Linked DNA regions of Mus musculus: all the other regions are linked to region 2. A link is a loop called in an ENCODE intact Hi-C map of the cell type or tissue named here. Cell type or tissue: heart. All regions are shown on one strand. Links, peaks and the distances in the headings refer to the core of each region. The heading gives the core; the rest is flanking DNA.

Region 1 (6,675 bases), core at 983-5,982, 170 kb before region 2:
AAACACCAGCAACTGTCTGTTACAGCTCCCACCCAAGGCTTACCAGACACACAGTCCACCACCACCAGAGCTCCATCGGTGACACGCAAGGCAGCTGTCACCTCTGAAGAGAAGTCCACATGGCCTGGAGAGTCGATGAGGTTGATGAGGAAGCCCGAGCCATCCTTGCTCTGCTTAATGAAGTTCAGGTCGTTCTCAGAGAGCTCGTAGAAGAGGGAGATGGCGCTACGGAGAGGAAGAGGTCAACAGTCCATTCAGCATCTGACCAAGGCAGGCTAGGCAGCACACACAAGCATGTCACAGAGAGGACCCTAAACACGCCACTATTTGTCCACTGGCAGCAAACACACCCGAGTGACACCCAGAGCACAACCCCTCGGGGCTGTCCCCTCACTCACGTGGATTTGATTGTGATGCAGCGCTCCTGCTCATCCTTGCGAGTGTCAGTGAAGCGCGTCTCCCCAGCTCGGGCAGAGGCAATGATGCCAGCCTTGCACACAAGGGAGTCGGTCAGCGTGGACTTGCCGTGGTCCACATGGGCGATGACTGACATGTTCCGGATGTTGGCTTTCTTGTCCATGATGGCACGGATCTGATCTACTGTGAAGTTCACCTGTGGTGGGGGGATGGGCAGCCAGGCTGATTCTGGGAACCCAACTTGGCAGGCATCGGTGGGTCAATAGCACCCCACAGCAGGGGCAGGAACCAGATGTCGGCCCAAGATTGGAGCTGAGCTCACAGTGTGACTCAAACGTACAACCCAGGACCTCTGAAATAAGCATCAAAAGTTCACAGATGTGTCCACAGCTCTAAACAAACGCCGAAACCGACAACTGCGACACTTAAGAGCAAGCCTGTGCTAGAAGACCCTATCTTGAGGCTCAAGTCACATAACCTCAGCACAAGAATTCAAAGCCAAGGTGCACGGCCACCTCGGCACTGCAAAGATGCCGGATTGATTGGGACCAAAGCACGAAAAAACCTCCTCTGCTACACACACCTCTTCCCCAAACCACTGGGTGCTGTGCGCCAAGGTCAAAGCCCGGATCAAAGGCCACAATGCGCCACTAGGCCCAGTGAGCCACTTTCTTAGATTATGGGGACCGGTGCTCACGTGTGAACTCAGATAGAAAACAGAGACGGGGGCTACCGGAAAGGGCCCGGAAGGCGTTCAGCCCACTGGAGGTGTCCAAGGAAGCCAGCCCTACAGGCTGTCACCTCCCGAGGACACCCTCCGCCCGTCACCAGGGGCGCGGGGACGGCGCTTTGCCCGCTGCCACATCACCAAGCACAACCCCTCCCGCAGTCACCCCGGCGGCCGCGGGGAGTTGAAGGACTTCAAGAAAACACCCCGACCTCGGCAGTTGACACTCCCAAGGCCCTCAGGGACGCGCAGATATGGCGCCGCGGCCCGACCACGTCCTGCCGCCCGGGCCAGGGCAGCCATGTCTCTTCCTCCCGTCCCTCTCAGCGTCCCGCTACAGCCACGTCCCGCTGCCCCAGAGATTCGTCTCGGTCCCCGAGTCTAGCGGAGCCGAGGAGACTCACCATGGTGGCGGATGGCGACGGATTCTCAGAGTCAGAGGTGAACAGGGAAGCGCGCCGACGATGGCGGCGGCTGCGGCGGAAGAGACCGCTGACGTCAACGCCCGGCCTTTTATAGGTCGACGCCGGTTGGGTGCGTCACGTGACGGCGCCGGGTGCTCGTCCGGCCGGGTTGGCTAGGAGCCAGCTGTGGACGGGTCTGCGCATGCACAGAGCGCGGTCTTTGGGACTTAACACTTGAACTGCCGTGGGAGTGGCTGCGGCGCGGCCGGGGCGTGGCTAGCTCAGTCTCTGGACCCTGGGCCAAGATCCACGGATGGGTTTTTAAACATAGATTCCTCAGAACACAGTTGCTTACAACATGATTCTTGAAAACCTTGTAGGTCAATAGGAAAAAGACTTTGAAATTCGGACCGGTCAGTGGGTTGTGCCAAAGTTCAATTTCCTGGGTTTGAGACTGTTATGTAATTTGACACCTCTGGGAAAAGCTGGAGAAAGGGACCCTTGAGGCCACAGATTTATTTCTGCAAAACCTTGCTTGTATTTTTATTACACTTTTTCGTTTGTTTGTTTTGGAAACAAGGTCTTTGGATGCAGCCCAGGACCGCACCAAATCATGAAGATCTGCCTTAATCTACTGCGTCAGTGCTCGGACTAAAAGACTGTGCCAACACACCACGCTCTCATGAAACTTTTTTTGTCCGGAGACAGGATCTCGATAGAACAGGCTGGCCCTCAACTGGGTTGGCTGTAGAGGTTGTCCTTGAATTCCTGATCCTCCTGCGGGCAAAAATGCAACAATTATGATAAAACCAAAACAAAAGGCAGACAGTAGTGGTGCACGCCTTTAATCCCAGCATTTAGAAGGCAAAGACAGGAGATCTTTGTTCAAGGCTAACCTGGTCTACAGAGTGAGTTCCATGACAGACAAGGCTAAATCAAGAAACCCTATCTTAAAAACAAACAAAAAGGCGGGGCGTTGGTGGTGCATGCCTTTAATCCCAGCAGAGACAGAGGCAGGCCAATTTCTGAGTTCGAGGCCAGGCTGGTCTACAGAGTGAGTTCCAGGACAGCCAGGGCTACACAGAGAAACCCTGTCTCAAAAAAAAAAAAAAAAAAAAAAAAAAAAAAAAAAAAAACGAAACAAAACAAAAAAACAACAAAAAAGATAGATAGATCAGCACGTGGAGCTAGGCGGGTGGCAGCCAGCTGTCATTCCAGGACTTGGCAGATGGAGGCAGGGTCTGATCTCTGCAGGGAGATCAGGAATTCAAGGCCATCCTTCCTTAACTTACACAGTGAATTCTAATGACATCCTGGGCTACAGGAGACCTTGTTTCAAAAACAAAACATTGCCAAACCTGTCCTTTCTTGGATTTTGTCACTTGTCTCCTAAATTTTTGCACATTTAGACAAGGTTTCATTCAGTAGCCCATAACTCGTAGCCTTGGCTCCAGCCACTATCTGAACAAAGCAAAGAGAAAGTGTGTTTTTCAAGAGAGCCCTCGATGCTGACAGTGCCGCGTGTGTCCAGCAGGAGGCATCGCAGGACCGTGAGCATGGCTGTCCCCGCCTGACCCTGGGTGCGCAGCCTTCTGCACACAATAGATGCTCATTGTTTCTGCGTTCAACTCGTGCAGACGACCCCACCCCACCCCCCGCCCCAGAAACCTTGTTACGAGCTTCCTCCGTTAAAGCGAGGGACACATTTTACCCTTCCAGGCTGGGAGGGACAGGAGGGGAGGTGTCCCAGCCTAAAATAAGTATAAATTAAGCAATGCGGTTTGCGAATCTTGGCTCTAAAGTTAACCGGCATCTGCCTCTACCGCTGAGAGGACGCCGAGGCCAGTGACAAGAATCGTGTCTATTTATTGGCAGGGGCGCAGAGCCACCCAAGGAGTGGCAGTCTCAAGAACTAAGGACCACCTACACCTGGGTACGTGACTGCATTCCAGTCAGGGTTTCCCCGGCCAGCGCATGCGCCCTATGGTCGGGAATTTTGCATCCCGATGGTTGGAAGGATCCATTTTCTTGAAGAGCAGATTGTTCCCTGAAGTGAGTGTCAGAGACTCTTAACAGCTCATTCTAGGGAGAATGGGGTCTTTGCAACCAGACAGGGCAAATGTTATCAGAGATTCAGTCTGCTGGGGCTGGGGCCAGGATATAGAGCATTTTCCTAGCAGAGGAGAAGCCCTGATTTCCACCCCACAGCCACATAAACTAGCGTTGGCAGTGCATGCCTCTTATCCCACCAGCGGGAGACTGGAGGAACAGAAGCACAAGATTATCCTCAGCTACATGAGTTCAAGGCCAGCCTGGGCTACACAGAGAATTTGTTTCAAAGACTAAAGAGGAGGTTGAAAAGCCAGGCAGTGGCAGGCACATGCCTTCAGTCTCAGAAAAATAAATGAATAAATAAAGGGGACTGGGGATGGAGGTGGCTAGACTAGCCTGTTATTCCAAAGTGTTCAGAGATAAACAACTGTGGGAAATTCATAGTCAACCCTGACTTCCCAGAAGGTCTCTCAAACTGAAAACTGAGTTCCCTGGGGGAAAGTGTGTGCTTTGCAAGCCTGACACCCTCAGAGTGACCAAAGCCATGGTGGAAAGACAGCACCACTCCAGGAACTTCTCTAACCCACATGTGTGTGTGTGGGGGGGGGGGGCACAGACATCATGCACACATTAATAATAAAGAAAACATTCATCGAGCTGGACTGAGTTCAGCAAGTACTGACCAAGCAGGCACAGGGGTCTGACTTCCATCTCAAATACTACAGAAACCAGAACAGGATGCAGGTGGAAGCAGGAGCCAAGATCAAGTCAGCCTGGGCTACAGGAGACCCTCGTTCAAAAAAAAAAATCATTTTTGTTTGAGACAGAGTTTGTCTACATAGTACTGGCTGGCCTGAAACTCACTATGTAAACCAGAGTGGCCTCAAATTCACAGAGATCTGCCTGCGTCTAACTTGAAACTTCTGGGATCAAAGGTGCGGGCTACCACACCAGTTAAAATAGAATGTATTTGAAAACAAAACTCTGAGACAAGGCCTAACTGAGCACCGTTGTGGTCTGGCCTGGAACCTCAGACATTCTCCCTGGCTCTGGGTCTCTAGGGTCGGGGCTAAAGGAGTGTGCCACTTTCTGGACTAAGTAATTACATTTTATTTTGAAGAGAAACAGTTACATTGCTCTCAGGGATTGGCCTTGTTAAATTCTAAGAAGCTAATGAGGGAAAGAGTAGAAAGCAATGTTCAGGACCGAGACTGGGTGACAGACAACTGTGGGGATGGGGCCAGATGTACACAACTACGATCTGCAGAGCTTGCTGCTAGACAGCCATTCAGGATCTGCAGTAATCAGTTTAGGCCAGAGCGGGGCAAGGACACGACAGGGTGCAGGAAAGGGGCTCAAAGAAAAACGCAGGAAGGTGTCACTGCGCGTGCGCGGCGCGTGCGCGGCGCGTGATACAGCGGTCCCTGCCGGCAGGACGACCCAACTGCACGGTGCTCGGATCTATCTTTCCTCTGTGTAGGGAAGAAATATATACGTTGAAATAAATCATATTTAAGATTTGGTTAGACAAGATGTAAGTTTAAATTCTGGTCCTGCTTTAATCTACTGAGTGGCCTTGGATAAGTTACTGGATGTCTCTGGGCATTAGAATGAATAACAAACTAGTTAACGAGGTACCTATAATAAAGAGGAGTGGGACTGGGGCTCAGTGGACAGTGGGCAAGCCTAGCATGCACCAAACCATCATCAACACCACAAACCAGACTTCCTAGCACTGGGGAGATGGAGGTGGGAGGATACCGAGTGCAGCGGGCAGCTGGGCTACATAAGACTCTGGCTAAAATCACAAGAAAAAAAAAAAACAAAACAAACAAAAACCAAGGCTTGAGTCATCGCTCAATTGGTTAAGTACTTGCCATGAAACCATGAAAATCTGTGTTCAATACCAGTTCCTGCATAAAAACCTTCAGCGTGCCCTTGGAGAATATGGAGTTCCACGAGGCTAAACTAGCCTGCCACTGATCCAAAGGGATTCTCTTGTCTCTTCCTCAATTAAGTAGAAAATAAAGATGAAGGACAACACCTGATGTCAACTTCTGACCCACACATACACACTGATTGCGGACAAAGTCGTATGTGCATGACAAAGGAAAACAAGCCATGAAGTAATACAAATAGGTGAAATGGGGCTGGTGAGATGGCTCAGTGGGTAAGAGCACCCGACTGCTCTTCCAAAGGTCCAAAGTTCAAATCCCAGCAACCACATGGTGGCTCACAACCATCCGCAACAAGATCTGACTCCCTCTTCTGGAGTGTCTGAAGACAGCTACAGTGTACTTACATATATTAATAAAATAAATCTTTAAAAAAAAAAAAAAAAACAAATAGGTGAAATGAAAGGGAATGTAGGCCTAGCTGGGGATGGGGAGATGGCTACCTGGGTAGGAGAGCTGATACAACACAAGATACTGGTTGGATTCCCAGCACCCACATAAGAAGTCTCACAAGGAACCCAACACCGTCTTCTGGACTCTGAGCCACTGCCCTCGTGTGAGCATATACACACAGTTAGAAATACTAAACGGAAACCTGCAATGACATCCCTTTAATCCCAGCACACGGCAGGCAGAGCCTGGTTTACAGAGCAAGTTTCAGGACTCCAGACACAAATCTTGTCTGGAAAAGAAGAAAAGGGCTGGAGAGATGGCTCAGTGGTTAAGAGCACTGACTGCTCTTCCAACGGTTCTGAGTTCAATTCCCAGTAACCACATGGTGGCTCACAACCATCTGTAATGGGATCCAATGCCCTCTTCTGGTGTGTGTCTGAAGACAGCCTGGACTTGTATAAAGAAAAATAAATAATTCTTTTTTAAAAAAGAGAAAAAAGACAATAAAGTGTGTGTGTGTATTTTTTAAAAAAAAGGATCTGAGCTGGTGAGATGGCTCAGTGGTTAAGAGCACTGACTGCTCTTCTGAAGATCCTGAGTTCAAATCCCAGCAACCACATGGTGGCTCATAACCATCCATAATGAGATCTGACGCCCTCTTCTGGTGCATTTGAAGACAACTACAGTGTACTTATTTATAATCATAAATAAATCTTTTTAAAAAGCA
Region 2 (6,675 bases), core at 519-5,518:
CCCTCTTCCACTTTTTCTTTCTGACACAAAGGCTGGATTTGAACTCTCTCTGTGTTGAGGCGAGCCTTGGGCTTGTCACCCTCTTATTTAAGATTTAAGAAGCTGGGGTTCCCAGTCTGCCTCATTCGGCTTACTTATTGTAACAAGCTTTGTTTTTATTTTTAAACAGAGTCTTGCTATGTTACCCAAGCTGACCTCATACTCCCAGCAATCCTCCTGCCTCAGCCTCCCCACTCCTCCGTGCTAAGATTATAGGCTCATAATCCATTCCAGAAGCTTCTTTCTTTCATCACTTCTGGTTTTCTTTCCACCCGTAAAGCGGCTGCTGACTTTCAGTCCAGCCCCAGCTGCACGCTGTACGCTGTACAAGGCCCAGGAGTCAGGCTCATGCGTGAGGGCACCGTGCTGTCCCCAGCCACCCTCAGTGTTCCGGAAGCTTCCTCCAGCACAGCCCCCTTGCATGGGGGGCCATCTCCCCTACCTGTCTCCTCCACGGACCCACCCCTCTCTAATTTGCATATTCTGTTTTTAGTATCTTCTCTGGATTTTATATAATAGTGTCGTTAGGAGGCTGTCATGGGAACCAAAGGCTCCGGTTTCAAAGTCTCCTCTGGAAGCACGGCGTCTTTCTCCATTTCTTTTTAAATGAATTTTACATTTTGGAATAGATGGACAATAAGCTAATTGAGGAGCGCAGGGCAAAGGCGGCTCCATGACTCAGGTCTCAGGATGGCCGGTCCCCTCTCCTCTGGACAGTAAAGCAGCTCACTGACAGTCTTTGATGTCTGCCTGATCCAAGGTCATAGCCTGAGGCAGGAGAGTGCTAAGGAGGCCTGAGTGGAGGTTTCAGAAATATCTGCTCACTGGGAGCTCCTCAATATTCTCCAGTACTGACCTTGTTCTACGAGGCCTCCACCCAGTGAGGGGCTGGGTCCCGGCTCCGCTGTGAGTTCTGCTGTGCGTGGGGGGTTAGTTCTACCCCAGCACTACAGCGGGACACCAAAGGGAACCAGGATTGATGGGAGCCCAGAGCCACAGCCACCCTGAAGATAAGCCAGGGTGTTTGTGTGTGTGTGTGTTGTATCTGTGTGTGTGATGTGTGTGTGATGTGTATGTGTGTGTGTGTGATGTGTGTGTGTGTATGTGGTGTGTGTGTATGTGTGATGTGTGTGTGGTGTGTATGTGGGGGGGTATATGTGTGTGATGTGTGTGTATGTGTGTGTGTGTGTGATGTGTGTGATGTGTGTGCGTGTGGTGTGTGTGTGTGTGTGTGTGTGTGTGTGAGTGAGTGTTCACCATTGGGCATTTTTGCAAGGTGACTGTGGGTCCCCGTGTGCCTCTTCCTTTGGACACAGCTTCTCTACATTCAGTTGTCTCGCTCTGTTTCTGCTCAGGCCTTGGTGAGTGCCTGGGTCAGAGGACGACTCCTGGGGCCAATTCTCCCTCCACCATGTGAGTCCCAGAGATTGAACTGGGTCATTCCTCAGGCTTGGCGCCCCCTCCCCGCCCCCAGCCACCTGCAAGCTGTCTCCACACACCAGTCACTGTGCCATATCACACCAGGGGAACTCCTGCCATGGAGTTTGTGCAAGCCGGGGACTTGCCGAGCACTTGCAGGGTCCGGGCCGCCCCCACCCTGTGTGCCTGGTACCCCAGGGAGGCCCCATCTTGTCTGTGTGTCGGACTCCATTGCCTCCCAGCTAAGAGGAGACGACTGCACGGATCCTGCTGGCCACAGGCGCAAGGCGGGGACCGGAATGTTCAAGAACAATCAGGAAGCTGGCCACCGTGGAAATGTCACTCCAGCGCTCTGGGAGCTGAGGCAGGAGGATTCAACCTGACCACAGTGCCCGCAAGAAGCATAAAATACTTTGAATGGTTGGCGTTCAGTCCTTAAGTTCAACTGTTCTGCCCTGACCACTCAGGGCTGTGACACAGCCAGCTCCAGGTCCCCTCTCCCCCAACCTCAGTCACTCAGCACCCTGGTCCCTGGTGCTTCAATGCTCTCTTGCCTGCACCCCGCACCCCATCCAGAGTGGAACCGTCACCCTCTGCTCCCTGCCTTGGCAATCAGTGTTCCTGGGTGACATATTTAGATGGTTGCTATGGTGATGATGTTGACAGCTTCATGTGGCACAAAAGAAGGGCCCCGCTTTGCTATATCGAGCCTGCAGGAGAGCGGTGCCTGAGCCACGTGCCCATGTCAGCGTGGGAAGGGAAGGGGGCTCAGACAGCCCATCCCACCCACTCGCTCCCTGCGGAGGAGCTGCGACCTGCTGGAGAGGTATGCCTGTCACCTTGAGAGATGTGCAGGGAAGAACAGTCTCACCTGAGGGTGACTGTGTCTTCCAGGGGACACTGGGCCATGTCTGGGGACACGTGGCTGCCCCAGCTCAGGAAGCGCCTGGCATATGGGGTTGGGGGCTTCTGTTGAGCATCTTCAGGGCCCAGAGCACCCACTGAAGATGACCCAGGACCGTGTGCATGGCGCCCCTGGGCTAATCATTTGGAAAGCCGAGAGTCCTAGTTTCGGCTCCTGTTGTCTCTGTGACACAAGCAATTTATGGGACCGAGGGGTTTCCTCTGGCCACAGTTCTAATGTCCATCCAGGCGGGGAGGACGTGGTGGAGGGAGGTGGGCGTGGCGGCGGGAAGTGGGCGGGGTTCTCAGTCACGAAGCAGAGAGAGGTGATCACTCTGGCTCAGCTTAATCTCTCCTGCCTCCTCAGTCCAGGACCTCAGGTTGTTTGACAGCCTCACCAAGTCAGGGTGGGTCCCACGTCAGTTAACAATGTGTAGACTTCCTCTCAGATGGGCTTGTTTCCTTGTTGATTCACTGTCACTGTCAAGGTGATGGTGAAGATTAACACCAAGATCACACTGAGACAAGAAGATAACTGAGCTCGAGACTAGCCTGGATTGCATAGTGGGGCCCCGGTTCCAATAAACCAACAGATGCGTGATCGATGGGCCTTCCTACAAATGAATAGTTATGTGCGTTTCTCTATGACAGCCTATTCCCAGGGTGCACTGGGCAGCGCTTTTTGTTCGTTGTTTTGAGACAGGGTTTCACTGTGTAGCCCTGGCAGTCCTGGAACTCGCTCTGTAGACTAGGCTGGCCTCTGTAGACCAGAGAGCCTCCTGCTTCTGCTTCCTGAGTCCTGGGATTAAAGGCGTGGGGCACCGCTGCGGCCACCACCACCCGGCTTGTTCGAGTCTTTCAAGTACCTTGTCCGTTTAGGTATCACTGTCAGTTGATGGGAAGATGAAATTTGGGGCCACGGCTGTTGGGACTTAAATCAGCTAACAATGTACTTATTTTTTTTTAATGGGTCTGACTGGGACTGGTGGCAATGCGCAGTGTTCTAAAAGCACATGTTCTTGCTTCTGAACTGGAGTTTAGTCACTGGCTCCCACAAGGAGCCCTGACGTGTGTGACGTCATTCCCCGGGGCTCTGATGCCCCCTTCTGGACTTTGAGGGCGCTGCATACACTTGGCCAATATATGGGCATGGCTGTGCGTGAGCACGTGTTTGTAAGACGTTTTCTCATGGTCACCTCCTCATGACTGTGCCTGCTCATTGTCCACGACGGGACCCCGGGTGATGTCGGGGACACGCGTGGCTGTTACCCTAGGCGAGGAGTGGGTGGAAGTCCTGGATGCTGCGGCCACGGTGTCCACCCTGGGGATGATCCTGGAGGATGGGGGGCTGAGGGGAGTGTCTTAGTGTAGCTGCGGGGTCTCATGCTCCCTCCAGCAGCCCTCATTCGCCAAAACGATACTCTCCTGCCCACTGCAGACAAGAGCAGGAAGGGGTCACGAGTCAGAGCCTCGGGAACAAGGAGGGTTGTCAGTCCGGTGTCATTCTCAGGGAGGCCAAGGAGACCTGGAGTCCTCTGAGACTGATGAGAATAAGCATGGGCAAGGGAGACGCCCCCCCCCGAAGGTTCTAGAAGAGGCTGGAGCCAAGGGATCCAGGGCACCAGGGCAGCTCTGCGACGCCTCGACCTGCACGCGGGCGTTCTTGGCAGAGTGAACGCTGCTCCTCGCCCCACATAGAGCCAGGCCAAGGACAGGGCGCCTAGGGGGGACCCCGAGTTAATTATTTAGGAATTTTTTTTCTGCTCAGCATAGGCACCAGCGCACACCCCGTGTTTACAAGACCCCAGCTTCTGAGATAAACTCCCTGTCCACACAGCATGCACCCCAATTCCTCCTAGATGACGCTGTCCAGTTTGTGTCTGAGCATGTGTGAAACTCAGTTTCCTGAAGTGTGATTGCGGGACAGCTGGATGGCAGGCACCCAGGGCCCTTCCGTAGTGTTATTTTATAGATGCTACCATCGAAATCCACTTTATCTCACGGAATCTGGACCTCTAAAAACTCAGGGGGCTTGTTGCTCCAGCTCTGGCTTTTCATCACTGGGCTAGCCTCGGAGCCCGAAGGTTCCGGCCGTTTCCTTCAGCGACGCTGCCACCTGCAGGCAGTAGCCTGGATCACAGCTGCCTGTGACACCATGCAAAAACTCAGGAAAGGTGGTGTTTGGGTGGAGCACTATCCCAGAATGCACCAGGCCCGGGGTAGCCCCAGCGCCACACAAGCAGCATAGCATAGCGAGGCAAAAAAAAAAAAAAAAAAAAAAGTGCAGGTGCATAGCCCAGGCAGGAGGATTGTTAGTCAGAGCTCCGTAGTGAAATCTTGTCTCAATAAAATAAAAATAAAATAAAATAAGGGCTGGCTAAAGGGCTCAACAGATGAAAACGTCTTGCTGTCAAGCCTGAGGTCATGAGTTTGAATGTCAGAATCACCACCCCTCTCGATGGACCGATAGATAGACAGATGGACAGATGAATGTACAAAAAACAAACAGGAAAATAGTGTTGGGGATACAGGGGTTTGGAGAAATAAACCCATAAGCGTCTTTCCCTATGAATCATGTTGGGCAAGTGCAGCATTTATTTTGCTCCCACTGTATACAATGTATACAAAGTGCTTTGTAGAAATGACCTGGTTCAAATCCTCAAAGAGTCTGTGAGTGCTGAGCGTGCCTATGGCTGGGGATCTTCCCGCGTGTCCCGCAAGAGTGGCAGGAGAGGCGCACTGTGAACCTGAGCCAAGTGCCAAGCCTTCTGACTCGGCAGCCCCAAGATGGACAGTCCCCTGCCTCTATTCCCCTGATCCTCTCTCCAGTTCTGCAGACAAATGTCTCATACTCACCCACTCCCACCCGCGATTTCCCTTTCAAATGCGCGGGAGATTAATTATGAATTCCGCCTCATCCTTTTAGCAAATTGCTGTTCCCAGCAAGCCGCCCACACGGGAACCGAAGCCCACAGTTTGTCGGGGCCTCAGGAGCAGCTGGTTGAGGGTTCCTGTCGCTGCCTGAGCCAGACGTGACCTCCCATCCAGAGACCCAGACACTAGCCTGGCACCCTGCGGTGCCTAATTAATGGACAGTGTTTCTCTTTTCAGGGTGTGAAGCCTTTCTATTGGAACCTCAGTGCTGGGACGGTGGGACGGTGCAGGTAGGTGCTGTGCTCGCGGCATTGAAGACTGGGTGGGAGAGGGGCGTCAAGGTGGCTGTGGGGGCGTTGGGCTGTCCAGGATCATGCAGAGATCATGCAGGATGGGGTCTCGATGCCTGGCAACACGGCGTGGATGTTCTGAGGGAGGCCATGGTGCTGTGTGGGGTGATCTCGACCTCAGACAGGGTCAGGGTGCAAAGGTTACAGCCATGCAGTCAGTCTCTTAGCTGTCTTGGTTCCACCCCAAGATGCTTTGGGCCCGCATCCCGTTTCCCACACCTATTTTGGCACCCCGTTTCCCACATCCCATGTTCCCTGCACCCCATATTCTGAACTCATGGGTTGAGGCTCCTTAGACCTAAAAGCTGGATGTGTTCAGTCGTGATGTGCCTTTGAGATTTGGCTTTGTTTTCTGGGTGTGTGAGGAAACCTGCAAGATTGATACTTTGAGGAGAAAAGGTTTCGTTTTGACTACCAGTCCTGTTGAAAACTTGCGAGGTTAGTCTGTTTCTGTGCCTGTGTCAAAGTGCCCAAGGCTGCAGCTGCTTTAGAAGGGAAAAGGTTTGCTGAGGCTCAGGATCGAGTATGAGCTGCATCGTCTTAATTGATTCCTGTGACTGTTACAAACTGCCTAAGGCTGGAGCCATTATAAAGAAAAAATTTGTTTGGACTCTCAGTTCAGAAGGGAGGGCAGTGTGTCGTGTTGGAAGATCACCTGGCAACAGACTGAGGCCAGGCCTGGGCTGTTAATGTTTTGTTTTGAGAAAGTGTCTCATTATGTAGTCCAGGCTGGCCTGGAACTTGCAGAAACCCTCTTGCCTCTGCCTCTTGAATGCTAGGGCCTGTGCCAGCACAGCCTTCCTTGATTGTGGCCACAAATTCTCTCTGGTAGACCCTTGAGTGTTGGAATTGAACAAATGCCCACCATGGGGCATAAGAAATGGCTCAGTGGCTACAGCACTAGCTGTTCCCATAGAGAGCCCAGGTTCAAGTCCCAGCACCCACACATGGGCTCCCAACTCTATGACTCCAGCTCCGGAGGAAACAGGACGACCCCTTCTGGGTGCTTCGGATACTGCACACATATGTAGGGACACACATTTCATTGAAGATATAAAAAAGTATAAGAATACTTTCGTCTGTATGTCTG
Region 3 (6,675 bases), core at 889-5,888, 82 kb before region 2:
TCAACCTAAATGTGTTTCCCTGCAAGGTCTCTTCTGGAGCAGCTGAAACACCTGCAGGCACTTGTGGTCCAGTCAACCAGCAAGCCAGCCCATGCAGGCACCTGCATAGCGGTGAGTCCTGCCTGCAGCCACTCTTGGGAACCCCAAGACTGGTGGGGTCCTTGGTCTCAGTTGAATGACGTGTGTGTGTGTCTTCAATAGCAGGAGACAGATACAGGGGGGATTGTGTCAAGTTACAAGTCAGCCTGGCTATAAAGCAAGTCTGTTCCAATAATCAACATGTATATCTAAAAAAATTTAGATAAAAGAAAAAGTCTCAGCCTCCTCCTGAGACCCACACTCTGATAGCTGGACCCCAGCTTCCCTGCCTGTGACCCCACCCCATCTCCGGCAGGTCCTTCTGCTGTCCTTCGCCCTGATCATCCTCCCCTCCATCAGCCCTTTCAACTCCAACAAAGTTGACAGCCCTGGAGACTTCGTGCCAGTGCGAGGTAGGCAGTACCAGCCTTCGGATCCCCAGGGTGAGGGTGAGGTGCCAGGGGCAGGACAGTGGTCTGCTATGCAGGGCCTTGGCTTCCATTCCCAGCATCATAGATACCAGGGGTGATGGTGCAGGCCTGTCATACAGCTCTGGGAAGGTGGAGGCAGGGGATTACTTCAGAGCTATCCTTGGCTACATAGGACAACTTGGGCTAAGTGAGACCCCTGACAAAACATGTCAACACACACACACCCCTCAAAACCAAAAGCCCATACCATATCAGGAGACTTGAGGCGGATGGCTCAGAGAGTAGATACTTGCCACTAAGCCTGAGAACTGGAGTTTAAGTCCCAGATACACAAAACGGTAGAGAACAGAATGTTGCCAAACTGTTCATACAATGAGTGTCACACAACCCAGGGGACACAGTTGCCACTACATCCTGCCCACCTAGGGCAGGTGAGACTCCACAAAGCTGAGGCTGTGCCTCATGCCTGCCTCTTCTGACTCCCTAGTTCTCCCCAGTGTTTTCCAGAACCCTCCACAACCACGCTGCATCCCGCGTGGCTCCCGATGTCACCCCAGGATCTGAGGTCCCAGGACCTTGGCCCGACGTTGGTACCCCCCACAAAGGCCCTTCCTCCGGTGGTCTCAGTGCAGACTGGGGAAATTTTCTGGAAATTCCAATGTTGGACAACCTGACAGAAGAGCTAGACAACTCCACCCTGGTGCTGGCCAACTCCACAGAGGACCTGGGACGGGCCACCCTGCTGGACTGGGTGGCTTCAGAACCACTGCTCAGTCCAGGCCGGGTTGGGCTGGAGATACCAGGGGAGATGTGGCTGTCCTGGGTACCAAGGTGGCTTAGGGTCCGTCTGGTGCAAGATGCATTGGGGGTGCTGTGACAGACTCAGACAGCCCTGGGGACGACTGCCTCCTGGAGAAGCTGACCCCCAAGTCAGGGGGAAATGGGGTTTCCAGGCACAGAGACATGAAGGCCCTGGGGTAGAACAGGAACCAGAGCCCTTTACCCATACATGCAGACAGACTGACACTAACACCTGAACCCTAACCTCCAACCATGGAGCTCCTACTCTCCCCTGACCACCAGGAAGATGCAGAGTCTCTGGGACCTGGGCTTCCCAAATCAAGGTTTAGCCCACAAACTTCCATCTTCCTCTTTTGGAGAGAGGTCTTCCTCTTGTAGACCAGGCTGGCCTCAGATTTACAGAGCTCTACCTGCTTCTGTGTCTCAAGTGCTAGGATTAAAGGTGTGAGCACCACCTCCTTTTCTAAGACTTTGTGACCTTCAATAAAGTATTTTGACAAAACTGGGGCTGCGGCTCAGTGGGTAAAACCTTTGCCTAGTTTGTATGAAGCCCTTTGGCTCCATCCACAGCAGCATAGGAACCAGGCACAGGGTATACACCTGTTATCCCAGCACGGGGAGGTAGAGGCAGGAGAGGAGGACCCAAGGTTCAAGGTCAGGCAGATGTGGGCACACACCTTTAATCCTAGCACCTGAAGGCTGTATGCAGGTAGATCTCTGAGTTTGAGGCCAGCCTGGTCTACATAGTGAGACACGGTTCAACAAAACAAAACAAGGGGCTGGCGAGATGGCTCAGTGGATAAGAGCACTGACTGCTCTTCTGAAGGTCCTGAGTTCAAATCCCAGCAACCACATGGTAGCTCACAACCACCCATAATGAGATCTGATGCCCTCTTCTGGTGTGTCTGAGGTCAGCTACAGTGTACTCACATATAATAATAAATAAATCTTAAACAAACAAAACAAACAAACCCCCAAAGCCAGGCAGTGGTGGCACACACCTTGAATCCCAGCACTTGGGAGGCAGAGGCAGGCAGATTTCTGAGTCCCAGGAAAGCCAGGCTACAAAGAGAAACCCTGTCTCAAAAAAAAAACAAAACAAAAACCAAAACAGAAGTGAGTTGAGCAGAGTGGAGCCTGGAGGGCATGAGCTCTGGCCTGTGCCTCCAGGAGGGTCTTGGCTGGCTGCCCCCACCCCCTTGCACTGATTTTATGGTGAGGAAGCTGGCGGTGAGGGGGATGATTGTGTCTGGTCTTATGGGCAGTTCACAACAGCCAGTAAACACAGGAGGAAAAGGGGGCAGGAGGAATAAGAGAACTCTTGTGTCATGGATGGCGGCCATGCTTCAAATGCCAGCACTCAGAAGTCAGAGGCAGGAGGATTTCTGTGTTCAAGGTCAATCTGGTCTACAAAGTCAGAACAGCCAGGGCTACACTGAGAAACTGTCTAGAAAACTCAGAGACAGTCTTGGGGTGGATAACAGGGCTCGTAAGGATGATTGCAGGGCAAGCATCAATTAGGACCATAGTTTGAATCCCAGTAAAGCGAGCTGGAGGCAGGGCCTGCCTGAATGCAGCTGCAGCCTTGCCAGATGTGTGTGAAGGGTGGGTCCTCAGCCTAAGTCTGCACGAGCAGTCAGTGCTCCTAACCACTGAGCCATTTCTCAGCCCCCGGCTGTCCCGTGTGGCTGTCTGTGCACAGGAGGCCAGGAGGGGCACCTGACCCTCTAGAGAGAGTAGGTACAGGCTGGTGTGAGTCTCCACGTGGGTACTGAGATTCTGGGGCCTCTGTGGGAGCAGCTGGTGCTGTAGCCTCTGGGCCATCTTCTGAGCCTGATGGCCTCACCTATTCACCTAGGACAGTTAACCAGTGAGCCCCAAGCATTTGCCTGCCCTCGCCTCACTCCAGTGCTGACATTACAGGGGTCACAACCCTAACAACTGTTCCCATGGTCCTGGAGACTCAAACTCAAGCCTGAAGGCCTGTGCAGGCAGCAAATGAGATGTCTGTCAGTCCCACAGTTCCTTGAGCCACACAGCCTACAATAGCCTGGGGCTGCCCATCCTGGTGCATTTAGAGACCTCCTCCCATACCGGATGGGCGGGTCCACTGTGTCTGAAGGTGTGGCTGTTGGTCTGTGGACTCGAGGCATATTGATTAGATGATTGGGACCTTGTGTTACTCAAGGATCAAGACTGACCCCACCGGCTTCCTTCTGCTGTGGCTACTAGTTCTTCAGTTGTATGCATGTGCTCACTGTCTGATATTTGAGCAAGTCAGAGGAGGCCAGCCCTGCTACACAAGGAAGGCCCTATCTTTTTTTGTTATGCAGAAATAATAGAAGCTAGAGGTTGCAATACTGTACAGAGCCAGCAGATGGCAGCCCCTCACCAAGTCTTGCTCCCACCCATTCCCTAGAGAGGTCCAGAAAGGAGCTGGTAGCTGAGAACAGACACAGTGACCCTGAGTGACACATTGCGCAGGTGACCCTGGCACCAGTTCTTAGCACCCTCCAACGGCTAGACTATCACATGTCACACCATGATGCCAGTGAGGAAGTAGCTGGCCAAGCCTGGGGCAGAGCAGTACAGAGAGAGGACCAGGCAGGGTGCCCCTGTGTGGAGTTTAATGTCCAACATCAGGTTGGGGAGGGGCTAGTGCAAGGAGACCACTGGGCAGCCTGAGGCCAGGGGACCTGGAGCCGGGGTGGGACAAGGATGGAAACTTCCCCAAGCTCATCTGTACGCCCAAGGGTTGCTGAGCTGCCCAGCAGGCTGGGCTAAGGCACAGGGCGGCGAGCTGGGGACCGGTCAGCACGCAGGCGCCTCGCTGCCCTCCACCTGCAGACCCTTGCTCAGGAGGAAGGCGTCCTGCTTGGGGTCGCGGCCCAGGAACTGCTTCAGCATGGCGCTGGCGTCCTCAGAGCCCCCTGGCCTCAGGATGCTGGTCCTGTAGTCCATGCCAACCTGGGAAAAAGGAGATGGGTCACAGTGGGCAGCTGGAGTTTCACTGACCTGGGGTCAAAAGCCTCACGCCCCTCACACCATTCTCCCCGCAGCTGGCTGTGGCCAGGGCCCCTGCATCATAGCTCACCTTGGGGCTAAGCACACCCTCTTGCTTGAAGCGTGTGTGGAACATGTCCATCGAGTACACTTCGCTCCATAAGTAGCCATAGTACTGAGCATCATAGCCGCCAGCTAGGTGGCCGAAAGTGGCTGGCATGTTGGTACCTGGGCAGACACAGGGCGCAATGAGGGGCCCATGGAGATACTTTGAGGGTGCACAGCCTCCACGGGTAAGGCCTGAATCTCCTGCAGCCCCCCGCCCCCCAGGGTGGGGAATTCTCAGCTCTCTGGGAGCTGGGATGGTGGTGGCCCTGCAGTGTGAACATTACCTGGTGTGGCTGGCACCCCGAGGATCTCTTGGCAGAGCCGGGCATATTCCTCAGCCGGGTCTGCGTCTGTCTGTGTGTGCAGGACCTGATCCACCTTGGCAAGCACAATCTGCCGCAGGTTGAAGAGACCTTGGGGGGAGGTCAGAGGTCAGCCTCAGGCTGGGAAAGCACTGCAAAGGTTCTCACCTGGCTGAGCAACGTGGCTGCAGCAGCACGGCTCACCTGCATTGGCCTGGCGAGACTTGATGAGCTTCTCCAGGAGGTCCTGAGGGGCCTCGCTGCCCGTGCGGTAGTGCTGAGACATGCGCATCAGGGGCTCCTTCTCCCACACCCAGTTCTCCAGCATCTGGGACGGCGCCTCCACAAAGTCCCGCTCCACGTGGGTCCCACTGAACATGGCAAACTCCGCCTAGACCAGGCACGGCAGATGTCAGCTCCCTGGCTTCTGCACACTGGATGCCAGCAGCTGCTGAGGCCAGAGGCTGTGCCACCTCCCTGGCTCCTTTTCTCCAGTCTCACACTCAATAAGGCTCTGCTCCAGCCTCCCTCCTGGACAAACTGTCCCCAAAGTCATCCTGGCATGCAAGTGTGGGTGAGATGGCACTGTGACAGATGGTAGGTCACTGTCAGACACAGCATAGGAGGGAAGAGGCAGGTCAGGTCAGTGGGTCAATGCTGACAAGCCTGATGCTGGTGGGGTCTGCACACGTAAGGCACACACACACATGCCCTCACACCAAGTTAGCAAATATAATAAAAACAATTTCTGCAGGGCAGAAGGCCCAGGGCTGGCGAGGAGTGATCTCGCGGGCCCAGCTCACCTGCGAGCACAGCTGGTGCATGACGTGCCCGAACTCGTGGAAGTAGGTCTCCACCTCATCATGCTGCAGCAGGGATGGCGCGTCAGGTGTGGGCTTCGTGAAATTGGCCACCATGGCTGCGACGGCCAGCTGCCGGCTGCCATCCTGCCGTAGGCAGCCAGGCTGCAGGCCAAAGCAGGCTGCATGGCCATATTTCCCTTCCCTGGGGATCGAGATGAGGTCAGGGCAGAGACGAGAGGTACCGGGGCATCCAGAGCCAATGTTCAGTGCCTGGCAGTGGATCCGGGGGCTGCAGGCCCCCCCCCCACAGCAGGAGCCCCAAGCTGCCCTGGACTTCCTACTCCTCTGCCCCATGCCTGGCAGGGCCCCATTCTCACCTGGGGTATAGGTCGAGGTAGAACTTGCCGATCTCCTCTCCAGAGGCGGCGTCCCGCACTGAGTAGAGCCGCACGTCCTCGTGCCAGGCAGCGGCACCTTCCTCCAGCGTGAAGGTCAGCCCCAGCAGCTCTTGGTAGATGGCCAGCAGCCCACGTGTGACCACCTGCATGGGGAAGTACTCCTTCAGCAGGTTCTGGTCCACACGATAGCGAGTCTCCTCCACCTGGTTCATGTAGTAGCGCATGTCCCATGCGTGGATGCGCCCGTCGAATGGCAGTCCCCGCTTGGCGCACTCTGCCTCCTTCAGCTCCAGGATGACCGCGCGCTCCTGCTCACCCAGGGGCTTCAGCTTCTGTGCCAGCTCATCTGCAGAGACACCACCGTCACCCTCCGCCACCCCTGCCTGCTGCCCAGGAAAGAGGACAACACACACCCACATGCAACAGGAGACCTAGCTACATCACCATCCAGAACCCCAGGAGAGAGAGCCAGGGGGGCCCCTCACTGCCAGGGCAAGGGCGTGTGGAAGGAAGCAGCTGGACTTGGGCTGCAGGCTCTGCCCCTGACACGGTCATGACAATGGCCTTCCAGGCTGAGTGGGTGAGGCAAAGATGGGAGTCCATGGCCAGAGTAGAGTGGCTACCTAGGAAGGTGGCTACTGTTTGACTGGTCTTGGCCATGTTCATCTCCAGGACGTAGTCCGCGTGTGTGTGGAACCCCAACAGGCTGGACTTCTGTGCTCGCAGGGACACTAGCTCCTTCAGAATGGCA

Evidence for each region. Hi-C counts contacts between places; a loop is a spot of excess contacts. Peaks named below come from ENCODE experiments on the same cell type or tissue, not always from the same donor. Only the 100,000 strongest peaks of a DNase experiment are listed, where the experiment ranks them.
Region 1: it touches region 2 in a loop (7-fold over the local background); 14 of 42 quality-filtered maps call a loop at or near these places.
Region 3: it touches region 2 in a loop (9-fold over the local background); 17 of 42 quality-filtered maps call a loop at or near these places.

Annotation. Positions count from the first base shown.
Region 1 is chr10:81,171,603-81,178,277 of GRCm38, reverse strand. Eef2 (eukaryotic translation elongation factor 2) reads right to left here and starts at 1,647. Exons shown (of 14, transcript NM_007907.2): 1 at 1,549-1,647; 2 at 399-613; 3 at 44-225. The coding sequence starts at 1,551. In heart, for the core only: CTCF peaks have their summits at 3,074 (motif pointing right) and 5,032; DNase peaks (open chromatin) are centred at 1,737, 2,217, 3,077, 4,967 and 2 weaker places; H3K4me3 peaks cover 3,552 bases; H3K27ac peaks cover 3,791 bases.
Region 2 is chr10:80,996,842-81,003,516 of GRCm38, reverse strand. It overlaps Gng7 (guanine nucleotide binding protein (G protein), gamma 7), which reads left to right. Exons shown (of 4, transcript NM_010319.3): 2 at 5,473-5,525. Among named protein-coding and RNA genes, the nearest start is that of Gng7, 15 kb to the left of the region's middle. In heart, for the core only: CTCF peaks have their summits at 3,467 (motif pointing left) and 4,483 (motif pointing left); DNase peaks (open chromatin) are centred at 3,536 and 4,497; H3K27ac peaks cover 463 bases; H3K27me3 peaks cover 2,496 bases.
Region 3 is chr10:81,079,466-81,086,140 of GRCm38, reverse strand. Thop1 (thimet oligopeptidase 1) reads right to left here. Exons shown (of 13, transcript NM_022653.4): 7 at 6,548-6,675; 8 at 5,904-6,270; 9 at 5,527-5,728; 10 at 4,928-5,114; 11 at 4,706-4,834; 12 at 4,405-4,541; 13 at 3,781-4,277. The coding sequence ends at 4,122. It overlaps Creb3l3 (cAMP responsive element binding protein 3-like 3), which reads left to right. Exons shown (of 10, transcript NM_001382818.1): 8 at 27-111; 9 at 395-491; 10 at 1,007-1,812. The coding sequence ends at 1,386. Among named protein-coding and RNA genes, the nearest start is that of Creb3l3, 9.8 kb to the left of the region's middle. In heart, for the core only: a CTCF peak has its summit at 3,684 (motif pointing right); a DNase peak (open chromatin) is centred at 3,830; H3K27ac peaks cover 373 bases.